Linked DNA regions of Homo sapiens: region 1 is linked to region 2. Evidence: chromatin loops called from intact Hi-C (ENCODE). Cell type or tissue: Panc1. All regions are shown on one strand. Links, peaks and the distances in the headings refer to the core of each region. The heading gives the core; the rest is flanking DNA.

Region 1 (5,376 bases), core at 263-5,262, 260 kb after region 2:
CAGAATTTCCACATTTAGTAAATGTTTTGAAAGAATGGAATATATTAGTAATCGTTATTTCATTCCACTGAGCTCATGAATGTAAACTTTTGAACTTTCATCAGGTAAGCTACGGCCTGTTTTTGTTGCAGTGCAGATTATAACTGATGAATCATATGAGATTAAAGGTGATTTTTCGTGTTAACAAATTTTAATGCCCACTATAGCAAAGGTATATATATGTAAAAGCATAAGATACATAAGAGAAATCTTCAGAGCGTGAGGCTGGAGAGCCTGTGAGTTTAGTTCTGCGAACTCAATAGATCTCAATAGATTTACATGTTGTTAAAACTGAAAAGCTCCTTACTAATTCTTAGTTCAAACTTATTAGTTTATAGGTGAATAAGCAAGACTCTGGGAGGCTGACTGACTTGTTTGTGGCTGACTGCTGTGGCAGAGCATGGACTTGAATTTGGGCTTGTGACTTCTAATCAGGTGTATTTATATGAAATCACATGCTGCTCTCTCTTGCTCTCTCTCTCTCTCTCTCTCTCTCTCTCTCTCTCTCTATATATATATATATATATATATATATATAAAATATATATTTATTATATATATGTATTTTTTTCTTTGAGATGGAGTTTCACTCTTGTTGCCCAGGCTGGAGTGCAATGGTGAGATCTCAGCTCATTGCAACCTCCGCTTCCTGGGTTCAAGTGATTCTCCTGCCTCAGCCTCCAGAGTAGCTGGGACTACAGGCATTCACCACCAGGCCTGGCCAATTTTAGTATTTTTAGTAGAGACAGGGTTTCATCATGTTGTCCAGGCTGGTCTCGAACTCCTGATCTCAAATGATCCACCTGCCTCGGCCTCCTAGAACGCTGGAATTACAGGCGTGAGCCACGGCGCCTGGCCACCACTACTCAATATTTAGGTGAACCAGAGGAGATGAAAGTATACAAAGTCTACAAATCCAAGCCCAAGAAAGGGCACCTGCCCAGAGGCTGGGGTCCCTCCTAGCAACAGCATTGCTTCTGGCAGCAGCACTTCTGCTGGCAACAGCCCTTCCCACAGCTGTAGCCACACGAGCTGCAGGTGCGGCGGCAGCAGCAGATCACGGGAGTGCTGCAGCAGCCTCCACAGCAGCCACGGCAGCAGGGGCAGCAGCTGGAGCAGCAGCCCACCCGGTAGCACCTGCAGGTGGTGCATCTGCCACAGCCACCACCACAGCCACCACCGCAGCCACCACAGCCACCACAACCTCCACAACCACAGCAACCCATGGTGTCAGTAGAGAGGACTCATCAAGTAAAATCAAGTAAAATCAAGTAGGAGCAACAAGTAGTTTCAATGTCATGCCTTGAGCCCTATTTTAGAGCTGTGGCCGAGGTGCCACGGGCCCTCCTTCACAGAGGAGGTCTCCACCGTTGGTGATTCTTCAATAATCACAGGAGTGAACAGGTGCGGTGGCTCACGCCTGTAATCCCAGCACTTTGGGAGGCCAAGGCGGGTGGATCACAAAGTCAGGAGATCGAGACCATCCTGACTAACATGGTGAAACTCCGTCTCTACTAAAAATACAAAAATTTAGCTGGGCATGGTGACGCACGCTTGTAGTCCCAGCTACTCAGGAGGCTGAGGCAGGAGAATCACTTGAACCCAGGAGGCGGAGACTGCAGTGAGCCGAGATCGCACCACTGCACTCCAGCCTGGGTGACAGAATGAGACTCTGTCTCAAATATAATAATGATAATAATAATAATAATAATCACAGGAGTTTTTCATGCACCCAGTACCAACCTCAGATCTAGGCAAGATCTAGGCCCAGCCCTGGGACGTGCACTTTAGTATCCCACATATCACAAGAGTACAAAAAAAAAAATCTATGTAAAAAACGCAAGCCCTAATCCACCCCCACCACTCAGGACCCAGAGCTTAGCCCAGAAGCCTAAATATGTGCAGCTGGGACTGGTACTGCTCAGGGACCTGCTTCTTCGTGTCTCTTGCCCCACGACCTCAAAACAAGGGCTGCCAGCTTCTCCATGCCATAGAGGTTTGTGGATTGATTCCTTCAAAGTGTGACAAGAATTTGTTGGAAAATACCTAAGTAAGAGAAAAGATGGGTTAACTTGTCAAATCCTTCTTCTCAGCATGACTAAACAATATTCTTGTGTAATAAAATATTTCCAGTAAGTAGTGGCAAGAATCCAGTTTCTTGCTCATTGCGTTCTGCCCCATTGTTGGAGGTACTGACGTGCTCGTGTGGTATTTACAAAAATTGCATGCCGTCACTGAGCAATGTTTGCACCATGAAACAATTCATATTTTTCTTAGGTTTGTTTACATGTAGGTCTCGATATAGCATGCATGAAATAGGCTGATTCTTTATGTTGGCAATAAATGGACATGAAACACTAGACTTGTTAATAATTTTACTTTCATAATATACTTTCTTAAATACACTTACATGTTTAAAGGTCAATAAATATTGCAGTTCCCTTTAAATAATTTTATTTAAAACTTGGATGTTCATTTTTTATAATTTGAATTTTGCCTTTTAATTATGTCTTTAAATTTCAAGAATTTTAAAAAATTTTGAAGACTTTTTTTAAAGAAAGTTAACTCTTAAGGATGTGAAAAATACTTTTAATTTTGTTACTTTTAACTTCCTTTATTTTGTTCTCTTAATAAAAATCTATTCAGATTTTTTGGGACGTGACCCCAGGCAATTTTATTACTTTATCCCTGAACCTCAGTTGCCTCAGCTATAAGATGGGGATAACAATGGCACCTATTTCATAATTATGCAGATTAGATACACTAATGCAAGGAAAACACTTTAGTATGTGCCTACCACATGCTAAACACTCAACAAAGGTTATCTGTAAACGCTGATGTCTCAAACAGGGATGGGATATATTGAAATTTTATAGTTAGAATACCGTTACATTTTGTTTTTAATCTTTTAAATCACTGTCAGTAGAATACAGATTATTTTTAAATTATTTATAAATATTTAAGAATTTTGCTGAAATGACAGTAAGAAAAATATTCTGAAACAAATAAATGATTTTTGAATTATGTATTATTTTATTATTTTATTATTCATCTGAACATCCTGCCCCATTAGCAGAACATCTAGCCATAATACAATAGTGATTAAATTCAGCTGTCTTTGATATTTTGCCCAAAACCACAGATTTACACACTGTTTTTCTTTTCTTTTCTTTTTTTTTTAAGACAGAGACTTGCTCTGTCACCCAGGTTGGAATGCAATGGTGCCATCTCGGCTCACTGCAACCTCCAATTTCCGGGTTCAAACGATTCTCTTGTCTCAGCCTCCCGAGTAGCTGGCATTACAGGCGCTGACCACCACGCCTGGCTAACTTTCGTATTTTTAGTAAAGACGAGTTTTTGCCATGTTGGCCAGGCTGGTCTCGAGCTCCTGACCTCAACTGATCCACCGGCCTTGGCCTCCCAAAGTGTTGGGATTGTTACAGGAAAGCGGTCCCGATCTAGACCCCAGGAGAAGGTTCTTGGATCTCCCGCAAGAAAGAATTCAGGGCGAGTCCGCAGTGCAATGTAAAAATAAGTTTATTAAGAGAGTAAAGTGGTGAAAGAACCAGCTACTCCATAGACAGAGTAGGACGTTCTTGAAAGTAAGAGGAGGTACGCGCCCACCCTAGGTACAATACTGGTGTATATGGGGAGATGTACTCTGCTATAAGGGTTTGTGATAAAGGATTAATTTTCTTAATTACTATATTTTGCAAGAATCTATAATATTATCTTTAAAGCAAAATTAGGAATGCTTTTGTTCTCCAGATATTGGGATATCTAGACACTCCTAAGTCTGGGTCTGTTGAGTAAACATTATTAATTTGTTCCCTTAACCATAAACATCTAGAGGCTCAGAATGCCTAACTTTCTGGGAATGCAGCCCAGCAAGTTCCGGCCTCATTTTCCAGCCCTCACTCAAAATGGAGTTGCTCTGGTTCGAGTGCCACGGACAGGATTACAGGCATGAACCACCGTGCCGGGCCTACACATTGTTTTTCGTTTAGTTGTTATGAAGGCGTATTTGACAAGGCGGAAGGATAGAATACATTTTATTTAAAAGTCGGTAACATGATCTATCACTTTTAAATATTTGAACATACCGTCTGTAGGCTTCCCTTTGTACTCAAATCTCAGTCCTGCAAATGATAGGGCTAGGCCTACGTGCTAACAAAAATGGAGGGCATCCGAGCCCAGGCATGCAATGACCCAGCAGCTCAGAGAGCAGGGCATGCTCAGGACACACAATGGTGTGATGGTGGACCTGGAGCACAGTGGGGAGGGAGGAGCCCTGTGATAGATGGGGCCAGTTAGGAAGGCGGCTCAAAAGCTGCTCTCAGATGTTTGTGTTTGTGTTTATCCCCGGGGGACTGGGATCACTGACGGCTTAGACAGGGGAGAGGAAATCCCAATAGCCCATGGAGCAGGGGAGCTGTTCTTCCTGCAGGGAAGTCGGTTATGATGCTCAAAACCACACCTTCTAGGAGGGAAACCCCGAGATACTATTTCCCTTCAGTCATTGGATAGGAGGTAGGGTCTGGGTAGGACCATTTCAAATCTAACTTTTGGAAGGAGGTGCCACTGCCCTTAGAAAAAGGGAATAGGCTGGGCGCAGTGTCTCACGCCTATAATCCCAGAATTTTGGGAGGCCGAAGGGGGCGGGTCACTTGAGGTTAGGAGTTCGAGACCAGGCTGGCCAATATGGTGAAACCCCATCTCTACTAAAAATACAAAAATTAGCCGGGCATGACAGCAGGCACCTGTAATCCCAGCTACTTGGGAGACTGAGGCATGAGAATCACTTGAACTCGGGAGGCGGGGGTTCCAGTGAGCCGAGATGATGCCGCTGCACTCCAGCCTGGGCAACAGAGCAAGACTGTCTTGAAAAAAAAAGGGGGGGTGTTGTGTGGTGTGGGGAACTGATTATTGTCCTTCCCCAAATCACCTGAGGAAGAACAATATTAAGATAAAAGAGAGCACATTCTTTAAAATGAGATACCTGGTCATTCCTTCTGTTGTTCGTGGGATGCTATAGGTAGGACACTGTTGGGGAAATGTTCTTGAATGTGAAATTGGAAGGGGAGCCATGGTGAATTAGGAAAATGCACAGCGGGTGCAAAGTAGCCCCCTCCAGGTGTTTGGCTTGTGCAGGTCCCTCTCACTTCATGGCTTAAGAAAAACAAACAAACGAAATCTCCTTCAGGTCTTGTGTCTCCATTATGTGGTCATTCTTTTGATCTGATGTCACATTCCACGTTTCATTGCCTGACTGAAAATAAACATTTATTTTCATTCATAGGATGCTGACTTCCATCTGAATTCCACATGAATCTTGGC
Region 2 (5,376 bases), core at 329-5,328:
GAGCACTAGGAGAAACACTACAAATAAACAACTACAAATACAGGTACAGCCACACTTTTTCTGCCATGACTTCCTGCTCTTTCTTAGCCAGAAGGTATAAATAAATGCAAGGTATAAATCAGTGCAAGGTATAAATAAATGAAAAACTGAACAAACAGGAAAGATGCTTTTGTTATACTAATTATACAGATTTTCCAAATCACCCTTGAACTCTTAAGACCATGACATTTATCATAAAAAATGTCACAGGAAGGGGAAGGAATGTATTTATTAGGCTTGGTTATGGATTATGTGGCTGCCATGCTCCATACCTTACCTTATTTAATGCAACCAGCAACACTGAATAGTGTAGGCTATGATCCCCATATAGATGAAGGAAGGTGTAACTTATTCAGGCTCTCACACCTAGCAAGCTCAGATTCACACCTGGACCAGTCAGTCTCTCACCTAAACCTCTCCTCTTCCCCCTACCTGAGCCTGAGCCTAGCACAATGGAGGGTTCATCCACTAAATCACGCTCATGCCATGCCCGGAGTGACGTTTCAATCCCTTCAAGCCTCTTCTTATTTTTACACTTAAAAACAGTCTATCCAGATACACTCAATGTTCTTTTATAAAGTTTCTTTAGGACACAATGTTATTAATTGAATTAATTGAATACCTCTATTTTTTGTGGTTCTCAAATTTAACTTTCTGGTCCTATCCTATATCCCCAACTGTTTTCTAGAAACTTTCTTGCATCCTCTTCCCCTGTTAATTCATCTCACACATTGGGTCAAAGCTGAGCTCAGCCCTCTGCCTCCTCCTTCCCTGTCACTGAAGAGAGTAACTCTGTTCCTGGCATCATCTAAGCTCGCCATCCAGCTGCCAGCCTTGTCACCCTCTTTCCCTCATTCTCCATGTCCTTCTCATGACCAAGTCAATCACATCTCGATTTGAACCAAAACCCAAATCTCATGCTCCCATCTTACCTTCCTCCCACTGCCAAGCACCTGGCCCATGGTCTTGTCAACTCTCGCACGGGTTCCACAAGCACCAATCTCTCGCGTCTCCTTAACCCTGATCTTCTCCCCACTGCCCCATGCAACCGTCAATGAATCTTCTTCAGTCACCCCTTTCCTGGTGTCATTGCTTTCACCAACACCTGCAATGGGGACAATCTCCTTTCCGCACACCCGCCAACCTTATTCCCTGCAGTTTCCACACCCCCACCCTCTGCCCCAATCACACTTGTTTCCATGAGGTCAGAGTAGCCTTTCTTTACCTGTAGCTCAAATTCTGCCATCCCTCCAAAAATATTATAATCATAACAGTAGCAGTAATAACTGCCACCATGTACAAATCTAGACACAACACAACAGTGTGTTAATACATTCTTCTCATGGAATCCTTACCACCCTGTAAAGCAGAAAGTCATCCCTGTATCTACGACCTCATTCCCAAAGGAGGAAGCTGAGACTCAAAGACATGAGACAAAGGACCTGAGGCTGTTCAGTTCTGACTTCAAGGTTTCTGCTTCCATTTAACTGCAGTCCTCATCAATTTCACTCCCCTCCAAACTACCACATCTACCCTAAAATAATTAATGACTAAATAACGTCATCACCTATTTTTCATTATTGCCTTGTGCATGCTACTTTGCTTAATATCTGCTTGGGGTGATGTCTTCTAGTATACTTTTTTTTTTTTTTTTGAGACAGAGTCTCACTCTGTCACCCAGGCTGGAGTACAGTGGTGCAATCTCAGCTCACTGCAACCTCTGCCTCCCAGTTCAAGCAATTCTCCTGCCTCAGCCTCCCAAGTAGCTGGGATTACAGGCGGCCACCACCACGCCTGGCTAATTTTTGTATTTTTAGCAGAGATGGCGTTTTGCCATGTTGGCCAGGCTGGTCTCGAACTCCCGACCTCAAGTGATCCGCCCCCCTCGGCCTCCCAAAGTGCCAGGATTACAGGCATGAGCCACTGCGCCTGGCCTCTGGTACACTTTTTGCAGCCAGGGATTCATGAACGTTTTTATTTCCACCTCAGCATCTTGACCACTGTCTTGCACAGTATAAATTCTAAACATATACTCATGGATTACATGATCAATTAAAACTTCCACAATTAAAATGAACAAATAAATATTCTTTTAAATATATTCATCCTTTTTATGAGTCTCATTATTCTTAATCCATTATTATTATCATTCCTTTCTTTTCTAATGCTTCCCTCCTTTTTAAGGCTTGATTGTAATTCAACCAGTCAGCCACTGGGTGACACTACAACATCACTCACGAATCCTTTGGCAGTGCCTCCAGGAGCCTCCCCTATTGCAGGAAAAAGGCCCGTTAGGTGCCAGGAAGAGTTATCAAAATAAATAACAAAAGGTGTTATCAACAGTAGACAATCCAGAGACTGGACTTCAGTGGCAGAGTGTTTTCTTGTACCTTAAAGTAACCGCACTTGTTCACAATGAAATAGGGGCAACTGAGGGATTTAGCCTGGAGTAACACTCATTCGAGATTTTCACTGTGTTCTTAAGAGGCAGCATGGTGCAGTGGGAAGAACCCTGCACTGAGAACCAGGAGACATGGCTTTGCCACTGAACAACAAGGTCACCCCTTACTCCAGGCCATTGGAGAAGGGTTTTCCCATTTTAAAACATGGCATCTGCGTCTTCTGCGGGGCCTAAACAAGGCTAAGGGCTCCTGGTAAGCTCCCTGACTAGCTCTAACCCACTCAACTCTCCCTCCTTCTTGCCTGCCCTGTTCTCCAGCATCCCTGCCCCTTGGCCTTGCCTTGATTTGCTCCCACCTGTGTCTTGTGGCCCCCTCTTCCTCCTGTTTGGAGTCTCCCCCAGAGCTCTTCAGGGCTGCCCTGGCTTCTTGTCACTTTCTCTCCAGCCAAAGCATCCATTTCCAAGTGGTCAATTTCACCCACAGACAATCCCTCCGTGTCCCTCCCTAACCCAGACCTTTCTTTCTGAGTGCCAGTCACATATCCAACTGACCACAAGCGCTGCAAGTCCAAACCTGGACTCATGATCGCCCCTGAAACGTGCTTCCTGAGCGGGCACCACTGTCTGCACAGCAGCTTACACCTCTCCTGGGAGGCCCGCATGCCTCTAACTGCCTGCCCCAACTGCGCCAGGTGAGTCTCCTCATTCCTATCAAGTCTGCCTCCCAAATATGTCCACCTCCCATCCACTTCCCTACCCTCCACACTCACCCCCTCGCTAAGCCACCAAGACTTCCCACCTGCATGACTGCAGCAGCCTCATAACAGGTTTTCCCTAACATTACCTACCTGCCACCAGCCACATTTTCCAAACAGCACCAGATCATCTTATAACATAAATCCAATCTGCTTCTTCCCTTCTTAAAATCTTTCAAAAATTTCTTATTATGCAGGAAAATCTGTCTGCTTTTTTTTTTTTTTCTTTCTTTCTTTTTTTTTTAAGATGGAGTCTCACTCTGTCGCCCAGGCTGGAGTGCAGTGGCACGATCTCGGCCCACTGCAGCCTCTGCCTCCCAGGTTCAAGCAATTCTCTGCCTCAGCCTCCCCAGTAGCTGGTATTACAGGCACCCACCACCATGCCCAGCTAATTTTTGTATTTTTTTAGTAGAGACAGGTTTTCGCCATGTTAGCCAGGCTGATGTTGAACTCCTGACCTCATGATCCACCCACCTTGGCCTCCCAAAGTGCTGGGATTACAGGCATGAGCCAACCTACCCTGCCCCTGTCTGCTTTTTAAGCTGCATTGCATGCTGCCGGGTTCCTTACCCACTGTGGTCAAATTTCTCTCTAGTCACGTTTCAGTCCCTCAAACATGCTAGCCTGTCTCCTTCCCACTTCAGGGCTCAAGCGGAGGCTGTTCCCCTTGTCTGAACACTTGTAGGGAGCTGAATGGCGCCACAAAAAAAGATACGACATGTCTTAAGCCCAGAGCCTGTGACTATTGCCTTAGACGGCAAAAGACCTGATAAAGTGAAGGTTCTTGAGCTGAAGAGTTTCTCCTGGGTGATTTAGGTGGGCCCTAAATGCTACTACATGCACCTTTATAAGGAGGACGCAGAGGGAGATTGATGTGGACACATAGAGGAGCAGGCGATGTGAAGACAGAGGCACAGACTGAAGTGAGGCCGCTAGGAACCAAGGAATGCCAAGGACTGCTGACACCAGAAGGAGTGGAAGGAGGCAAGGAGCAGGTTCTCCCCCAGAGCCGTGGAGGGAGCCTGGCAGTGCCAGCAGCTTGCTTTTGGACTTCTGGCCTCTAGAGAATACATTTCTGTTGTATTAAGCCACCATGTATATGGTCATTTGTTACACAGCCATAGAAACTGACAGAAGGCTTCTCCTTCAGACTGTGGCTAGGAGAGTTCTAATTCCACCCGGTTCAAGCTCAAGTGCTAACCCACAGCTCCCTGTGCCCTGACCCCGATATGCTCCCATGCAAAGCAAGCCAGGGCACCAAATTGTCCACCTGGGGAGGGAGCAAGGATTTTTGTCTCATCTTTTCCCTGATGTGACTTGAGCACCTCAAACAGTGCCTGGCGCTCCTCAGGCAGCCAGAAATAGTGGCCGGAGGGGAGTCTTGTCTGTCTCTCGGTTTGGCTCTGAGCTCCAGGCTGCAGGGACTTTCTTCTTTACGACTGAGGCCTCCATGGCCTGGTTGGATGCCTGGCATGTGGCAAGTGCTCAATGGTTACTTGCCGAATGAATGGAAAGCTATTATTATTGGTATTATTATTCGTTGCCATTAAGATTGTATGATAGAGGACGAGTGCAGTGGCTCTTGCCTGTAATCCCAGCACTTTGGGAGGCCGAGATGGGCAGATCTCTTGAGGCCAGGAATTCAAGACCAGCCTAGTCAACATGGTGAAATCCCGGCTCTACTAAAAATACAAAAATTAGCCGGGCATGGTGGTGTGTGCCTGTAATCCCAGCTACTTGGGAGGCTGAGGCAGGAGAATCGCTTGAACACAGGAGGTGGAAGTTGCAGTGAGCCAAGATTGCACCACTGCACTCCAGCCTGGCAACAGAGCAAGACTCTGTCTAAAAAATAAAAAATAAACAAAAAAAAGATTGTGTTATAGAGAAATAAGCACCTTGGAGACAGCTGTTTGTGGATTTCTTGGCAAATTATTGAATATGGTTGTTTGAAAGGAGAAATTTGCTTTTATTTCCTAAAACCATTATAATTCCTCATCTTAGCTAATTAGTCAGACGTTACATTTGTACTAAAGAGGTATTCTTATACTAAGTGCTTTCTATTTTCCTATATAGTAGATTATTTCCCCCAAACTGTGCCCTGCTTTTGAGTGCACCTGTATCGCTAGCCCTTATTTCTTGCCAATAACAAGTTCAGTGTGGCCCTGCATTTGCTGAGCTCCG

Evidence for each region. A loop is a pair of places that touch in the nucleus more often than their neighbours do. Peaks named below come from ENCODE experiments on the same cell type or tissue, not always from the same donor. Only the 100,000 strongest peaks of a DNase experiment are listed, where the experiment ranks them.
Region 1: it touches region 2 in a loop (3-fold over the local background); 2 of 110 quality-filtered maps call a loop at or near these places.

Annotation. Positions count from the first base shown.
Region 1 is chr2:227,386,685-227,392,060 of GRCh38, forward strand. It overlaps SCYGR1 (small cysteine and glycine repeat containing 1), which reads right to left and starts at 1,265. Exons shown (of 1, transcript NM_001395402.1): 1 at 999-1,265. The coding sequence starts at 1,265. The coding sequence ends at 999. LOC124907993 (a long non-coding RNA gene) reads left to right here and starts at 5,111. Exons shown (of 2, transcript XR_007088113.1): 1 at 5,111-5,376. In Panc1, for the core only: no CTCF peak of the experiment used is centred there; a DNase peak (open chromatin) is centred at 2,197.
Region 2 is chr2:227,127,735-227,133,110 of GRCh38, forward strand. All of the region lies in intron 4 of COL4A4 (collagen type IV alpha 4 chain), which reads right to left. Among named protein-coding and RNA genes, the nearest start is that of COL4A4, 34 kb to the right of the region's middle. In Panc1, for the core only: a CTCF peak has its summit at 2,279 (motif pointing right); a DNase peak (open chromatin) is centred at 2,297.